Regions from separate parts of the Homo sapiens genome. Here region 1 is linked to region 2. The links are chromatin loops, found by intact Hi-C in ENCODE. Cell type or tissue: HepG2. All regions are shown on one strand. Each heading gives the region's core, and the rest is flanking DNA. Links, peaks and the distances in the headings are about the cores only. Region 1 has its middle 47 kb from the start of THOC2. Region 2 has its middle 27 kb from the start of XIAP.

What was found. Hi-C counts contacts between places; a loop is a spot of excess contacts. Peaks named below come from ENCODE experiments on the same cell type or tissue, not always from the same donor. Only the 100,000 strongest peaks of a DNase experiment are listed, where the experiment ranks them.
Region 1: it touches region 2 in a loop (6-fold over the local background); 7 of 110 quality-filtered maps call a loop at or near these places.

The regions. Positions count from the first base shown.
Region 1 is chrX:123,776,299-123,784,628 of GRCh38, reverse strand. No RefSeq gene overlaps it. Among named protein-coding and RNA genes, the nearest start is that of THOC2, 47 kb to the right of the region's middle. RefSeq lists an enhancer at 5,860-6,652. In HepG2, for the core only: a CTCF peak has its summit at 6,682 (motif pointing left); DNase peaks (open chromatin) are centred at 4,018, 4,538 and 6,668; H3K4me3 peaks cover 840 bases.
Region 2 is chrX:123,828,393-123,836,722 of GRCh38, reverse strand. No RefSeq gene overlaps it. Among named protein-coding and RNA genes, the nearest start is that of XIAP, 27 kb to the left of the region's middle. In HepG2, for the core only: a CTCF peak has its summit at 3,175 (motif pointing left); DNase peaks (open chromatin) are centred at 3,162 and 6,152.

The sequences.
Region 1 (8,330 bases), core at 18-8,017, 52 kb after region 2:
CCTCAGGTGATCTGCCTGCCTCGGCCTCCCAAATTGCTGGGATTACAGGTGTGAGCAACCATGCCCAGCCTTATTTTTTGTTTTTATGTAGAGATAGTCTCACTATGTTGCCCAGGCTGGTCGTGAACTCCTGGGCTCAAGATATCCTCCCACGTTGGCAGCCCAAAGTGCTGGGATTATAGATGTGGGCCACCACGTCTGGCCCTGAATATCTTTAAATGTCTTTATCAGCCATTTGTATATCTTCTTTGAAGAAATGTCTACTTAAGCCCTTTGCTGTCCCCGCATCCGCCAACTTTTTTTTTTTTTTTTTTTTGAGTAGGAGTCTCACTCTGTTGCCCAGGCTGGAGTGCAATGGGGCAATCTCAGCTTACTGCAACCTCTGCCTCCTGGGTTCAAGCAATTCTCCTGCCTCAGCCTCCCGAGTAGCTGGGATTACAGGTACTGCCACCATGCCCGGCTAATTTTTGTATTTTTAGTAGAGACAGGGTTTCACCATGTTGGCCAGGCTGGTCGCTTTGGCCAGGCTGGTCTCGAACTCCTGACCTCCTGATCCCCCTGCCTTGGCCTCCCAAAGTGCTGAGATTACAGGCGTGAGCCACCGTGCCCGGCCCCTTTGCCCCTTTTTGAAAATTGGGCTTTTTTTTTTGGCTGGGCGTGGTGGCTCTCACCTGTAATCCCAGCACTTTGGGAGGCCAAGGTGGGCAGATCAAGAGGTCAGGAGATCGAGACCATCCTGGCTAACACGGTGAAACCCCATCTCTACTAAAAATACAAAAAATTAGCTGGGCGTGGTGGCAGGCGCCTGTAGTCCCAGCTACTCGGGAGGCTGAGGCAGGAGAATGGCGTGAACCTGGGAGGCGGAGCTTGCAGTGAGCTGAGATCGCACCACTGCACTCCAGCCTGGGTGACAGAGTGAGCCTCCGTCTCAAAAAAAAACAAAAAACAAAAAACAAACAAAAAAAAAAACAAAAAAACAAATTGGGCTTTTTTTTTTTTAAAGATTATTGAATGTTAAGGTTATACATTCTAGATAAAAGTCCCTTGTCAGATATATGGTTTGCAAATATTTTCTCCCATTCTGTAGGTTGTCTTTTTACTTTCTTGATGGTGACTTATGGTGTACAAAAATTTTAAATTTTTATGAAGCCCTATTTATCTATTTTTTTCTTTTGTCATTTGTGTTTTTGATGCTCTATCTAAGAAACTATTTCCTATCCCAGGATCACAAATATTTACTTCTATAATACTTCTATAATTTATTTTTGAATGCTAATTTTGTATCCAGCAATTTGCTAAACTCTCTAATTAATTATAATAATTTACTGTACTTTTTCTTTTTTCTTTTTCTTTTTTTCTTTTTTTTTTTTTTTTTTGAGACGAGGTTTTGCGCTTGTTGCCCAGGCTGTAGTGCAATGGCACAATCTCAGCTCACTGCAACTCCTGCCTCCCGGGTTCAAGGGATTCTCCTGTTTTAGCCTCCCAAGTAGCTGGGATTACAGGCGCCCGCCATCAAGCCTGGCTAATTTTTTGTATTTAGTAGAGGAATTTCGCCATGTTGGTCATGCTGGTTTCGAACTCCTGACCTCAAGGGATCCATCCGCCTCTGCCTCCCAAAGTGCTGGGATTACAAGCATGAGCCACTGCGCCCAGCCCTAATCTTTAATATTTTTACCTTTAATTTTTTTATTTTTTATTGCTGTTTTGTGCCTAGTAAAATATTGAATAGAAATAGTGATAATGGATATCATTGTCTCATTCCTCATTAATAGGGGAAAGCTTTTAATATTTATTCTTTAAGTTTGATGCTTGCTTTAGGTTTCTTTTAAGATTAAGGAAATTCCATTTTGCTATTTTATAAGATTAAATAAATTCTACTTTATTACTACTGACAGTTTTTCTTTTTCTTTTTTGAGACAGGGTCTTGCCCTGTTGCCCAGCCTGGAGTGCAGTGGTACAAACATGGCTCATTGTAGCCTCAACCTCCTGGGCTCAAGTGATCCTCCTCCCACCTCAACCTCCCAAGTAGGTGGGACCACAGGCATGTGCCACCATACCTGGCTAATTTTTGTATTTTTAGTAGAGATGGGGTTTCACCATGTTGGCCAGGCTGGTCTCGAACTCCTGACCTCAGGTGATCCACCTGCTGCCTTCGCCTCCCAAAGTGCTGGGATTACAGGCGTGAGCCAATGCGCCCAGCCAGTTGGTTTGTTTGTTTTCAAATCTGTAGTATCACCTTACAGTTTCTAATTCCTTAAGGAGTATTTAAATAGGGGTTTTAACAGTATCTAGAGTCATAGTGGATGGCAGATGTATTTGTATTGTCTGTTGTTTCTGATGCTTCTTGCTCAATCTTTGTTGTCTCTCACTGTGTGTCTCGTTATCTTTTTTCTTTTTTCTTTTGAGAGAGTCTCACTCTGTTGCCCACGATGGAGCGCAGTGGCTCAATCTCGGCTCACTGCAACCTCTGCCTCCTAGGCTCAAGCAATTTTCATGCCTCAGCCTCCTGAGTAGCTGGGACTGCAGGTGTGCTGGTCTTGAACTCCTGACCTCAAGTGAGCCACCTCCCCGGCCTCCTGAAAGTGCTGGGATTACAGGCACGAGCCACTGTGCCTGGCTCTGGTTATTTATTTATTTATTTATTTATTTATTTATTTATTTATTTTTTGAGACGGAGTCTCGTCCTGTTGTCCAAGCTGGAGTGCAATGGCACGATCTCAGCTTACTGCAACCTCCGCCTCCCGAGTTCAAATGATTCTCCTGCCTCAGCCTTTCAAGTAGCTGGGATTACTGGTACCCACCACCACGCCCAGCTAAATTTTGTATTTTTAGTAGAGACGGGGGTTTCACCATGATGGCCAGGCTGGTCTCGAACTCCTGACCTCGTGATCTGCCCACCTCAGCCTCCCAAAGTGTTGGGATTACAGGCGTAAGCCACCACATCTGGCCCCTGATTATCCTTAGTTATGTGTTGGATATCCTATTTGAAGAATTATTGTTATTATTATTATTGAGATGGAGTCTTGCTTTTGTCGCCCAGGCTGGAGTGCAGTGGCGCGATCTTGACTCACTGCAACTGCATCTCCTGGGTTCAAGCAATTCTCCTGCCTCAGCTTCCCGAATAGCTGGGATTACAGGTGCCTGCCAACATACCCAGCTAATTTTTGTATTTTTAGTAGAGATGGGGTTTCACCATGTTGGCCCGGCTGGTATCGAACTCCTTACCTCCGGTGACCCACCCGCCTTGGCCTTCCAAAGTGCTGGGATTACAGGTGTGAGCCGCTGTGCCCGGTCCTGAAGAATTATTTATAGAAATAATTTGAGACTTGGAATAATATTATCTTTTCCCAGAAAGGATTTTTTTGTTCCTTACCAAGTGCCTGGGGCACTAATAGTATGGGAAGAGTACGGGATTACCTTATTCCAAGTTTAAATCTTGGTATTTTGTGGGCCATTCAAATGATAAATCTGATCTATAGAGGTCATGAAGGCTAATTTACTTCTGGTTCGTCCTTACTACTAGGGTGTAGCTATCTAGTTTCCAAACCCAAAGCAGGGAACAGTACACCTTAGATTCCACCTTTTGTCCCCCAGCCCCATAAACCAACAAATGAGCAGCTCAGCTTCTCACATACCTCTTTGGAATGGTCAAACACCTTAAGGTTAAAAGCTATCCCTGCATGCTATGCTAACCTCTCTGGGTTTCTGGCCTCTCTCTAAGCTTGCCTTAGTCATGACTCACCTGAAAGCATTAGTGGTCTGGAAACAAAGCTTGAGGAATTTTTTGTTTCCATATTCCAGAGTGTAGTCCTTTGAGTTCTCTCTGCACAAGAGTGTAATTTGCACTAGGAGTCCCCTTTGGCTGGTGGACAGCTTCAGCTGCTTTCTTCAGTTCCCAGTGTCCACCCCAAAGCACTGCTTGCCTATCAGTTGTTTCCTGGGCTGGGCAAATGACCCCTGGAGCAAAGACTACAACAGAATCCTAGTTGAGAGAGAGAGAGAGAGAGAGAGAGAGAGAGTGTGTGTGTGTGTGTGTGTGTGTGTGAGAGAGAGAGAGAGAGAGACAGAGACAGAGACACACACACACAGAGAGAGAGATATCCAGAGTCCAGGGTCTACTTTCCTGGTGGCTGCAGGTCACTAACTCATTGTCTCATGTGTCCCTCTCACTTAAGGAACACCTTTTGCTTGGTAAATGCCTCTGGAGGGAAGAGGCCCTGGCTCACTTCTTTCTGTTCTGAGCACAAATTACCCTCACCACCACCCTGGCCCAAGCTACCATCATCTATCTCCTGGATTTAACTGAGTTCCCAGCTTCCACCTTTGCCATTCTATTCTCCTCATAAAAGTGACTGATCCTTTAAAAGAATAAATCAGACATGTCACTTCTTAGTTTAAAACCTCCCAGTGTCTTTTAAACCCACTCAGAATAAAATCCAAAATCGTTCCCATGACCTACAGGGACTTATATAACCTGATCCCTGGTTACCACTCAGATCTTATCACCTGTACTTCAGTCACACTAGCTTCCTGCTGTTCCTCAAACAAGCCAGTTATGCTTGAGCCTCAGGACTTTGTACTTACTGCCTGCAATGCTCTTTACCTTGATATCCTCATGGCTGATTCATTCACCTCCTTTAAGTTTTTGCTGAAGTGTTACCTATCAGAAAGGCCTTCCCTGATCAGCCTATGTAAAATAGCATTCCTTTCCTTTTATTCTTTATGCTCTTACCCAGGTTTATTTTCCTTATAACACTTGTCACCAATTGTCATATTTTATTTTATTTTATTTTGTTTTATTTTGAGACAGATTCTCATTCTGTCGCTCAGGCTGGAGTGCAGTGGTGCGATCTTGGCTCACTGCAACCTCTGCCTCCTGGGTTCAAGCGATTCTCCCGCCTCAGCCTCCTGAGTAGCTGGGACTACAGGCATGCACCACCACGCCTGGCTAATTTTTGTATTTTTAGTAGAGAGGGGGTTTCACCATGTTGGTCAGGCTGGTCTCAAACTCCTAGCCTCATGATCCGTCCGCCTCAGCCTCCCAAAGTGCAAGGATTATAGGCGTGAGCTACCGCACTCGGCTACTTGTTTTTAAAAATGTTGTCTCCCTCCCCAGCTAGATTGTAAACTTCATGAAAACAGGGACATATTCTTGTATGTCCAGCATACAAGAACAAACAGTGCCTTGCACATTATAGGTGACTCATAAATACGATATTAATGAAGAAATTGTGTAACACCTATATAAAGGAGACTAGGCCGGGCGCGGTGGCTCTCGCCTGTAATCCCAGCACTTTGGGAGGCCGAGGCGGGCGGATCATGAGGTCAGGAGATCGAGACCATCCTGGCTAACACGGTGAAACCCCGTCTCTACTAAAAAATACAAAAAAAAAAAAAAAGAAAAAAAAATTAGCCAGACATGATGGCGGGCGCCTGTAGTCCCAGCTACTCGGGAGGCTGAGAGCCAGGAGAATGGCGTGAACCCGGGAGGCATAGCTTGCAGTGAGCCGAGATCACGCCACTGCACTCCAACTCCAGCCTGGGCGACAGAGCAAGACTCTGTCTCAAAAAAAAAAAAAAAAAAAAAAGAGACTAAAATTAATCTAGAGGGACAGCAAAGGATTGAATTTTGCAAAAGTAGTAATTATTCCCAAATTAATTTATATATTTATCACCATTCTGATTTTAAAACTGCACAGTACTTTTTGGATCACAAGGTCAGGAGATCGAGACCATCCTGGCTAACATGGTGAAACCCCCGTCTCTACTAAAAATACAAAAAAAATTAGCTGGGTGTGGTGGTGGGCGCCTGTAGTCCCAGCTACTCGGGAGGCTGAGGCAGGAGAATGGCGTGAACCCGGGAGGCGTAGCTTGCAGTGAGCCGAGATCGCGCCACTGCATTCCAGCCTGGGCGACTGAGCAAGACTCCGTCTCAACCAAAAAAAAAAAAAAAAAAAAAAAAAAAATATATATATATATATATATATATATATGTATATATTACACATAACATTAAAACCAAAGGGAAAAAAACCCAAAAACCAGTTTGTTACTTCACATGGCATTGGGCAGCTGCTGCTAATTTAAGTTGAAAGCTCTATAGCTAGCTAGCTACATGACTGATTCATCAGTTTGAGATTTGTTCTCCTGTCAAAAGTTTAAGTCTGATGGAAGGTTGGCTTCACATTCTGGTGTTTGGACATCCCTTAGCTAGCATATGTCTGGTCAAAAAGATCTTTGTGGGCCGGGCGCGGTGGCTCACGCCTGTAATCCCAGCACTTTGGGAGGCCGAGGCGGGCGGATAACGAGGTGAGGAGATCGAGACCATCTTGGCTAACACGGTGAAACCCCCGTCTCTACTAAAAATACAAAAAAATTAGCCGGGCGTGGTGGCTGGCGTCTGTAGTCCCAGCTACTCGGGAGGCTGAGGCAGCATAATGGCGGGAACCCGGGAGGCAGAGCTTGTAGTGAGCCGAGATCGCGCCACTGCACTCCAGCCTGGGGGACACAGCGAGACTCCGTCTCAAAAAAAAAAAAAAAAAAAAAAAGATATCTGTGGCAAGCCAGATATCCTGTCACCTCACCAAAGGGAAGGTATCCTCTCTAAGCTCTGCCCTCTTGGTTAGGTTGGAGATACCAGGGGATCTTTCTTTTACCACCAAAGGCTCCCTCTAGTGGTACTGCTGCTGTTGCTCTCAGCAGGTGGTGACATTCGCTTAGGGCAGGGAACTGCAGAGAGGGAGCTGAGGAGCTTCTTGCCAGACACAGCCTAGTCGTCTGTGATCTTAGGACTCTGGGCTTGGGTGAAACATCACGTTATTGCTTTGTTTCAGGCTTGATACTACCAGGTGCCTACTCCTTGACCTTTGTTTAAATGAGGTACTTCAAGAATAGACAATTTCACGCGCGTCCGTGTAAAGAGACTACCAAACAGGCTTTGTGTGAGCTGTAAAGAGACTACCAAACAGGCTTTGTGTGAGCAATAAAGCTTTTTAATCACCTGGGGGCAGGCAGGCTGAGTCCGAAAAGAGAGTCAGCGAAGGGAGATAGGGGTGGGGCCGTTTTATAGGATTTGGGTAGGTGGTGGAAAATTACAGTCAAAGGGGGTTGTTCTCTGGCTGGCAGGGGTGGGGGACACAAGGTGCTCAGTGGGGGAGCTTTTGAGCCAGGATGAGCCAGGAGAAGGAATTTCACAAGGTAAGGCCATCAGTTAAGGCAGGAACAGGCCATTTTCACTTCTTTTGTGATTCTTCAGTTGCTTCAGGCCATCTGGATATATACGTGCAGGTCACAGGGGATATGATGGCTTAGCTTGGGCTCAGAGGCCTGACAGACAAAATGACTCTTTTCAGTTTATTGCATGAAGGAGTTACACTAGTCCAAATTAAAAGTAGATCACGGCCAGGCGTGGTGGCTCACGCCTGTAATCCTAGCACTTTGGGAGGCCGAGGAGGGTAGATCACCTGAGGTTAAGAGTTCGAGACCAGCCTGGCCAACATGGTGAAACCTCGTCTCTAGTAAAAATACAAACATTTGCCGGGTGTGGTGGCAGGCGCCTGTAATCCCAGCTACTTGGGAGGCTGAGGCAGGAGAATCGCTTGAACCCAGGAGGCAGAGGTTTCAGTGAGCCGAGATCATGCCACTGCACTCCAGCCTGGGCAACAGAGCAAAAACTCCATCTCAAAAAAAAATAAATAAATAAAAAATTAAAAAATTAGGCGGTTATGGTGGTGCGTGCCTATAGTTCCAGCTACTCGGAAGGCTGAGGCAGGAGGCTTGCTTGAGCCCAGGAGTTCCAGGCTACAGCGAGCTGTGATCACACCACCGCACTCCAGCCTGGGCTACAGAGAGACTTTATCTCTTAACAGCAACAACAACAACAACAAGCAAAGAAAAAAGCAGGTGAGGGGTTTCGAAGCATGACACAAGCCAAGTTTTTTGTTTGTTTGTTCCTTTGTTTGTTTTTGAGATGGGGTCTTTCTCTGTCTCCAGGGTGGAGTGCGACGGTGCGATCATAGCTCACTGCAGCCTCGGCCTTTTGGGCTCAAGCTATCCACCCAACTCAGCCTCCTGAGTAGCTGCGACTACACTGCAGGTGGGCGCCACCATGCCCGGCTTTTTTTTTTTTAATTTTTAATTTTGTAGAGACAGGGTTTCCCTACTTTGCTCAGGCAGGTCTTGAACTCCAGGGCTCAAGCGATCTTCCTGCCTCAGCCTACCCAAGTGCTGGGATTTCAGACATGAGCCACAATTCCCGGCCCCAAGAAGCTTTAAAGGAAAAAAAGACATAAATTCAACTACATTTAAAAAAATCTGCATGGCATAAGGCA
Region 2 (8,330 bases), core at 161-8,160:
TCCCAGCACTTTGGGAGGCCAAGGCGGGTGGATCACAAGGTCAAAAGACCATCCTGGCCAACATGGAGAAACCTTGTCTCTACTAAAAAAAATTAGCCGGGTGTGATTGCACGTGCCTGTATAGTCCCAGCTACAGGAGTTCGAGACCAGCTTGGCCAACATGGAGAAACCTCGTCTCTACCAAAAAAAAAATTAGCCGGGTGTGGTTGCACGCACCTGTATAGTCCCAGCGACAGGAGTTCGAGACCAGCCTGGCCAACATGGTGAAACCTCGTCTCTACTAAAAAAATATGAAAATTAGCTGGGTGTGGTGGCGTACTATGCCTGCAATCCCAGCTACTCAGGAGGCTGAGGCAGGAGAATCGCTTGAACCCGGGAGGCGGAGATTGCAGTGAGCCAAGATCACCCCACTGTACTCCAGCCTGGCAACAGAGGGAGACTCTGTCTCAAAGAAAAAAAAGGCAAGGCAAGGGCCAAGAGCTGACTAATTTGGTTGGTAAAGAAACAATGAGTCATTCTAGATTTAGACATTTTATTACTTAGACAGCAAAAAGAAGACTAAACCTAGGTGAGAGCTCCCTGTGAATCATTGTCCCCAACACTAAAAATACAACACTGGCTGGGCACGGTGGCTCATGCCTATAATCCCAGTGCTTTGGGAGGCTAAGGCTGCAAGATCACTTGAGCCCAGGAGTTCAAGAACAACCTGTGCAACATAGTGAGACACCGTCACTACAAAAAATAAAATAAAAATTAGCTAGGCATGGTGGCAGGCACCTGTGGTTCCAACTGCTCAGGAGGCTAAGGCAGAAGGACTGCTTGAGCCCAGGATTTCAAGGCTTCAGTAAGCTGTGATTGCGCCATTGCATTTCCAATCTGGGCAACAGAGTGAGAATCTGTCTCAAAAACAAACAAAAAAACATGACAATGAAGCAAAAAGGGGCCAGATGACTGCAATGTGTGTTGTGGGACATTGTATTTGGGAGGAGTCCCTTCACAGCTACCACTTGGAGGTTTTATGTTCTGCAGCTTTATAGTATGCAGGATATATATTTATATAAATTTATATTTAATATTTATACAATGTGCATTTTATAAATTTTTATTTATGTATTATATTTAAAAGCAGTTTTATATTATGTGGGAGTGAGGCAGAAAGCTCCATTCCTCATCAGAGCCTGAGAGCCGATGGGAAATTGTCTCATGACAGCCTCCCATGGGAGAGTTGAGAGGTGGGACATGGCCTTGTAGGCTCAGGCCTCTTGTGATTGATCAGGCAATGACCTGGATTGGTCATTATTTGGAAGAAATCCAAGTTCAGACTTTTCAGGTAACTGGCTGTAAATTCCTAGAATCCTTATGTTGTCCTAGAAATTGCTTCACTTCCCTTAACCATTTCTTGCTAAGAGTGAGGAGGAATTAGCGGTAGTTCATTAGTTCATAAATTTAGCCTTTACGTGAATTGCAATATGCTTTAATTTTTTTTTTTTTGAGACAAAGTCTCACTCTGTCACCGAGGCTGGAGTGCAGTGGCGTGACCTTGGCTCACCACAACCTCCGCCTCCCGGGTTCAAGCGATTCTCCTGCCTCAGTCTCCTGAGTAGCTGGGATTGCAGGCATAGCACACCACCACACCCAGCTAATTTTCGTATTTTTTTAGTAGAGAAGGGGTTTCACCATGTTGGCCAGGCTGGTCTCAAACTCCTGACCTCAAGTGATCCACCCTCCTTGGCCTCCCAAATTGCTGGGATTACAGGCGTGAGCCATGGCGCCTGGCCTCCTTCTGGTTTTCTTTAGAAATTCCTGAGCAAAGATCTGTTCTGTGTGAAGTAAAGAGCTCTTAACCGGTGGATGGGCCTAACTCAGTTACAGCCAGGTTTCTGCCCAAAGAGAGCAGACTGAGTCAACAATCCTGCTTCAGGATGGTGTCCGAACAAGGCTTACTCCTGTTTGGGTATGCCACATGTTACTAGACATTAGGACAAATTAAGACTAACATTCAAAAAGTCAATAACCCACAGGAAGCCTGTGGACTACTTTAAAAATACTTTTTGGAAGCCTGAAAAAAATGTATGCCAATGATAAAAAATACTATGCACTTGGGAAATAAAACCTGCAGCTTGGTGAACTAGCAAAGTGAAAGAGGCTATTGTAAGTGGGGGAAAAGTGTCTCTCAAAAAATGGAAATATAGTTTCTAATGGGGAGAACAGGGAAGTCTGGAAAAGATGGAAGCTCATATATAAAGTAGAAATTACATGGGCCAAAAATGAATGATGAGTTCTTTGCCAGGGACTCTAAAGCTCCTCTCTGAAATATATCCAAGAGAAAGCCAGCTAGAGAATCAGTGGGATTACAAGGATTAAAAAGGGATTTGACCTGTGGCAGGAGCCTGGGAGGTGGGGGTTTCAGGTTGCTGGTGGCTTAAATGAAAGGGCTTTGGCACAGCTTTTGGTGAGGCCCTGGAGAGGTGACTGAGTAAGAAAAGTTTTATCTTTTCCTCTCTCTAAATCTCTTCTTTCCTCCTCCTATTTCATTCTCTCCCTGGCTTTTTCCTGATTCCACTTTTTTGCTCTTCTTTGCCTTGAACGTTCTTTTTCTGTTTTTCCTTGACCTTATCTTGGACATTTCCAAATTTCCATGTCTAGGGAGACTGCACAACTGGGTTTAGTCTGTAGGCAGGCAAGTTCTCACCTAAAATAGGTACTAAGATATTTCTGGGCTGGGTGAGGTGCCTCACGCCTGTCATCCCAGCACTTTGAGAGGCCGAGGCGGGTGGATCACCTGAGGTCAGGAGTTCGAGACCAGCTTGGCCAACATGGCGAACCCCCCCGCCCCCGTCTCTACTAAAAAATACAAAAAAATTAGCTGGGCATGGTGGCACACGCCTGAAGTCCCAGCTACTCGGAAGGCTGACACAGGAGAATCGCTTGAATCTGGGAGGCGGAGGTTGCAATGAGCCGAGATCACGCCATTGCACTCCAGCCTGGGCAACAAGAGCGAAACTCCATCTCAAAAAAAAATCGGTGCTGATATTTGTGCACCTAAGTAGCTCAGAACAGCAGTAGGTGAAGGGTAAATCGTCGCACCAAGATCCTTTGCTCTTTCCTCTAGTGTTGGAGAGGATAGACAACCTGGACACCCTTCACCTGGTAGGGTTTGGCTAGGGGAGGCTGACACCTGGTGGTCATATTTGGGAGGTGCAGAGAATTCATAATAGCCCCATGCCTTTACCATTTACTGACCATGTATACATTGAGCTATTTGCTGTACATTAATGCTCTCATTTAAAACTCAAAACAATGTTACCCTGTGGAGTGGGTATCATTACCTCTACTTGATATTTGGATGATTTATGTTAAACAGTTATAAACTAATTTGAGCAATGGGATAATGTCTTCTTTTCTTTCTCCTTTGTCCTCAGCTTCTGGGACAGTACCTAGCATGTAGTAGGCTCTCAGGAAATATTTGATGAAATATTGTTTTATTTATCAACATCATGGAACTTTAATTCAATGTCATCCCTTTGTAATAGAGCTGATTTGAATACATTCTTGCTAGATAAGCCTAGACTGTCTGCTGCAACTCTTGCTTAAACACCTTTCCCAGACAATTCCCCATATAAGATACTTAGATATCTAGTCAGCTGCTGAAAAAAAATTCAGATTTTTTTTTAGAACTGACACCATCCTCGATTCTCTATACCGGACACCACAAGGCTGAGTCTCTGTTCAAATGCAGTGCTTTTATAATGAGAAACCACCAAGAAACCAGAAGGTTAAGTCAGCAAAGGCTGTTCAAATGCTGCCATCTTAGACTCCCCAACCTAGACATTAAGTGCCCAAGATGGATGTTTATTGATAAGAACACTGAAGTCATCCAGGTTGATGGCCAATTTAGTAGAGGAAGACTGTGATACAGGTGGCAATATATCCAGTGAGAGGCTGGCCAGTAGGTTGTTAGATGACTGCAATGAAGAAGAAAAACTGGGTGACATGAACTTCAAAGACGCAATGTTGGAAGAGTTACAGCTTAGAAATAGTGACAGAGTAGTAAGAGCATACCAACCCTACCTCTGGGTCTTTTTTTTTTTTTTTTTTGACAGAGTCTCGCTCTGTTGCCCAGACTGGAGTGCAGTGGTGCAATCTCAGCTCACTGCAGCCTCCACCTCCCAGGTTCAAGTGATTCCCCTGCTTCAGACTCCCGAGTAGCTGGGACTACAGGCATAAGCCATGATGCCTGGCTAATTTTTGTATTTTTAGTAGAGACGGGGTTTCGCCATTTTGGCTAGGCTGGTCTCAAACTGATCTCAAGAGATCCGCCTGCCTTCGCCTCCCAAAGTGCTGGGATTATGGGCGTGAACCACCACGCCCGCCTTCTGGGTCTTGTAATATGTAGAAAATGAATAAATGTGTGGCCTCCCCTGGAGGGAGATGCAGGGCAGTGGTGTCTTGAGGAGAGAGCAATGTTTCATTTAGAGCTAGAAAGTGGGAACGTTTCCATGGAAAGGAGTTTGTCTATCTTTGAATGAGAATTCCCTATGGTGCAGTGGAAAAATCTGAGAGGGAGAGGTGCATTGTGGATTTGTGTTGGGGAGGAAACAGAACAGTGTGGAGATGAAAGGAAGGGAAAGGATAGATGATCCGAGGGGCTTCTCTCAGCCAGTGACCAAATGTGATAGAACGTAAAGAAGAGTGTGGTATGCTTTCCTCAAAGCTGAGGCAAGGGCAGCTGTGGTGGGAGATGGGACATTTGGAGCCATTATTTTGAAACTTATCAGGGAGGGGTCTGGAGTCATCAGGATAGGAATGGTGGTTGCAAAGATAAAATCAAAGCCATCTGGCCGGGCATGGTGGCTCATGCCTGTAATCCCAGCACCTAAGGTGGATTACCTGAGGTCAGGAGTTTGAGACCAGCCTGGCCAACATGGCGAAACCCCATCTCTACTAAAAATACAAAAATTAGCCAGGTGTGGTGGCGGGCACCTGTAATCCCAGCTACTCGGGAGGCTGAGGTAGTTGAATCGCTTGAACTCTGGAGGTGGAGGTTGCAGTGAGCCGAGATCACGCCATTGCACTCCAGCCTAGGTGACAAAAGTGAAACTCCGTCTCAAAAAAAAAGGTCTGTTCTTCTTGAGACCATGGACTGACTATGTCTGTCTCTCAGATGCCTCTTTATTTCTGTCTCTGTCTAGTTGATATTTTTTCACAATTGGAGAAAATGAAGTGAAGCAGAAAACTTCCAGAGAAAGGTTGAGATGGATAAGAGAGGAATTAGGGAAGCTTATGTTGGATGGGCTCATTCTTTCCCACATTATGGAAGGCATGACCATTGGCTGAAAGCAAAGGGGTAATTCATGCTTCATAAGGTTGTGAGCATTCAATGAGATAGGGATGTGATGCATTTAGTATAGTGTGTGTCTCAATATATAGGAGTTTTAAAAAGCTCCAGTGGGCCAGGCGCGGTGGCTCGTGCCTGTAATCTCAGCACTTTGGGAGGCCGAGGCGGGTGGATCACCTGAGGTCAGGAGTTCCAGAGCAGCCTGACCAACATGGAGAAACCTTGTCTCTACTAAAAATACAAAATTAGCCGGGTGCGGTGGCACATGCCTGTAATCCTAGTTACTTGGGAGACTGAGGCAGGAGAATCGCTTGAACCCGGGAGGCGGAGGTTGCAGTGAGCCAAGATCACGTCACTGCACTCCAGCCTGGGCAACAAGAGCGAAACTCCGTCTCAAAAAAATAAAATTAAATTAAAAAAAAGCTCCCGGTGGGGCCAGGTGCGGTGGCTCACGCCTCTAATCCCAGCACTTTGGGAGGCTGAGGGGAGCGGATCACAAGGTCTGGAGTTCAAGACCAGCCTGACCGACATGGTGAAACCCCATCTCTACTAAAAATACAAAAAAAATTAGCTGGGAGTGGTGGCCCGCGTCTGTTATTCCAGCTACTTGGGAGGCTGAGGCAGGAGAATCGCTTGAACCTGGGAGGCGGAGGTTGCAGTGAACCGAGATCGTGCCACTGCACTCCAGCCTGGCGACAGAGTGAGACTCTGCCTCAAAAAAAAAAAAAAAAAAAAAAAAAGCTCCTGGCGGAGAAGTCAGTCCTGACTTAGCATGGAAGTAGTCATGGCAACCGACAAGGGTTGGGCAAGGTTCAGTAACTGGAAAATGGTGTGGGTGGAGTAGATGGTGCGGCGTGTGGCGTGGGGCACTCAGCAAGGGATGAGTGAACAAACAGGAACTGAGATCTGAGCAAAGAGTAACCAGTAAGCTACAAAAGTTCAAGGAATACATTCAAGTTCCATCATGCATATAACCTTAAGCTGTGGGTTTTAAGTGATGCATGGATCCTGGCAAACCATTTGCTATCCTGGCAAACCATTTGCTAGCTAGGAGGCTGCCTTAGACCCAAAGGCTATTCCTTTCCAGAGTTGGATGTTAAGGGTTATCCATTGAGAAACTGACTTTGTATGGAATCCAGGCAGTATGATTAGAATTTCTTTCTTTTTGAAACAGAGTCTCACTCTTGCCCAGGCTAGAGTGCAGTGGCATGATCTCAGCTCACTGCAACCTCCGCCTCCGGGGTTCAAGCGATTCTCCTGCCTCTGCCTCCCATGTAGCTGGGATTACAGGTGAGTGCCACCACGCCCGGCTAATTTTTGTATTTTCAGTAGAGACGGAGTTTTGCCATGTTTGCCAGGCTGGTCTTGAACTCCTGACCTCAGGTGATCCACCCGCCTCGGCCTCCCAAAGTGCTGGGATTACAGGTGTGAACCACCAGGCCTGGCCTGATTAGAATTTCTTTCATAACACTTAGTAGGTAGGAAGATAGCCAGGCACTGTGGTGCACTCATGTAGTCCCAGCAATTCTGGAAGCTGAGGCGGAAGGATCACTTGAGCCCAGGAGTTAGAGGCTGCAGTGAGCTATGATTGTACCTGTGAATGGCCACCGTCCTCCAGCCTGGGCAACATAGGGAGACCTAATCTCCTAAAAAAAGAAAAAGTAGGTAGGAAGATGGAGGAGAGAAATTGGGATGGGGTGGAAGACTGTCAAAAAGGAAAGTGAATGAGATAATTTAGGATAGTAGAAGCCATATTGTTGAAGTGTTTGATAATGAGATGAAGCCAAAAGAGGGAAAGCATTTTGAAGGATAAGAGATGACTTATAAAAAGAAGTGAAGGAAATGGAATAAGATGCTGTATATTTGGTTTTCCTCCATCAAATATAGTATCTAGACCCCAAATATGTAATTGCTGGAAATTTAATTTTAAATAAGAACACTACAAATCTATAAAATATGAAGTAAATTTACCTATTAAAATGGATTAAAACTATACTATCATAATTACTAAGGTAAAAAAACAGAGCAAGCAGGATGGATGCAAAATATTTCCCCTGATTTTAAAATGTAGAAAGGACTTTATTTATTAATTATTAGTAGTATTATTATTTTTTGAGACGGAGTTTCCCTCTTGTTGCCCAGGCTAGAGTGCAATCGCGCGATCTCGGCTCACTGCAACCTCCACCTCCCGAATTCAAGCGATTCTCCTGCCTCAGCCTCCCGAGTAGCTGGGATTATAGGCATGTGTCACCACGCCTGGCTAATTTTGTATTTTTGGTAGAGACAGGGTTTCTCCATGTTGGTCACGCAGGTCTCGAACTCCTGACCTCAGGTGATCCGCCTGCCTTGGCCTCCCGAAGTGCTGGGATTACAGGGGTGAGCCACAACGCCCGGCTTTATTTATTTATTTATTTTTGAGACGGAGTGTCGCTCTGTTGCCCAGGCTGTAGTGCAGTGGTGTGATCTCGGCTCACTGCAAGCTCCGCCTCTCGGGTTCACGCCATTCTCCTGCCTCACCCGAGTAGCTGGGACTACAGGCACCCACCACCAAGCCCGGCTAATTTTTTTTTTGTATTTTTAGTAGAGACAGGGTTTCACCGTGTTAGCCAGGATGGTCTCAATCTCCTGACCTCGTGATCCTCCCACCTCGGCCTCCCAAAGTGCTGGGATTACAGGCGTGAGCCACTGCACCCGACCGATTTATTTATTTTTGAGACGGAGTTTCGCTCTTGTTGCCCAGGCTGGAGTGCAATGGCAGGATCTTGGCTCACCGCAACTTCGGCCTCCCGAGTTCAAGCGATTCTCCTGCCTTAGCCTCCCGAGTAGCTGGAATTACAGGCATGCACCACCATGCCCGGCTAATTTTTTGTAATTTTAGTAGAGACGGGGTTTCTCCATTTTGGTCAGGCGGGTCTTGAACTCCTGACCTCAGGTGATCTGCCCACATTGGCCTCCCAAAGTGCTGGGATTACAGGCATGAGCCATCATGCCT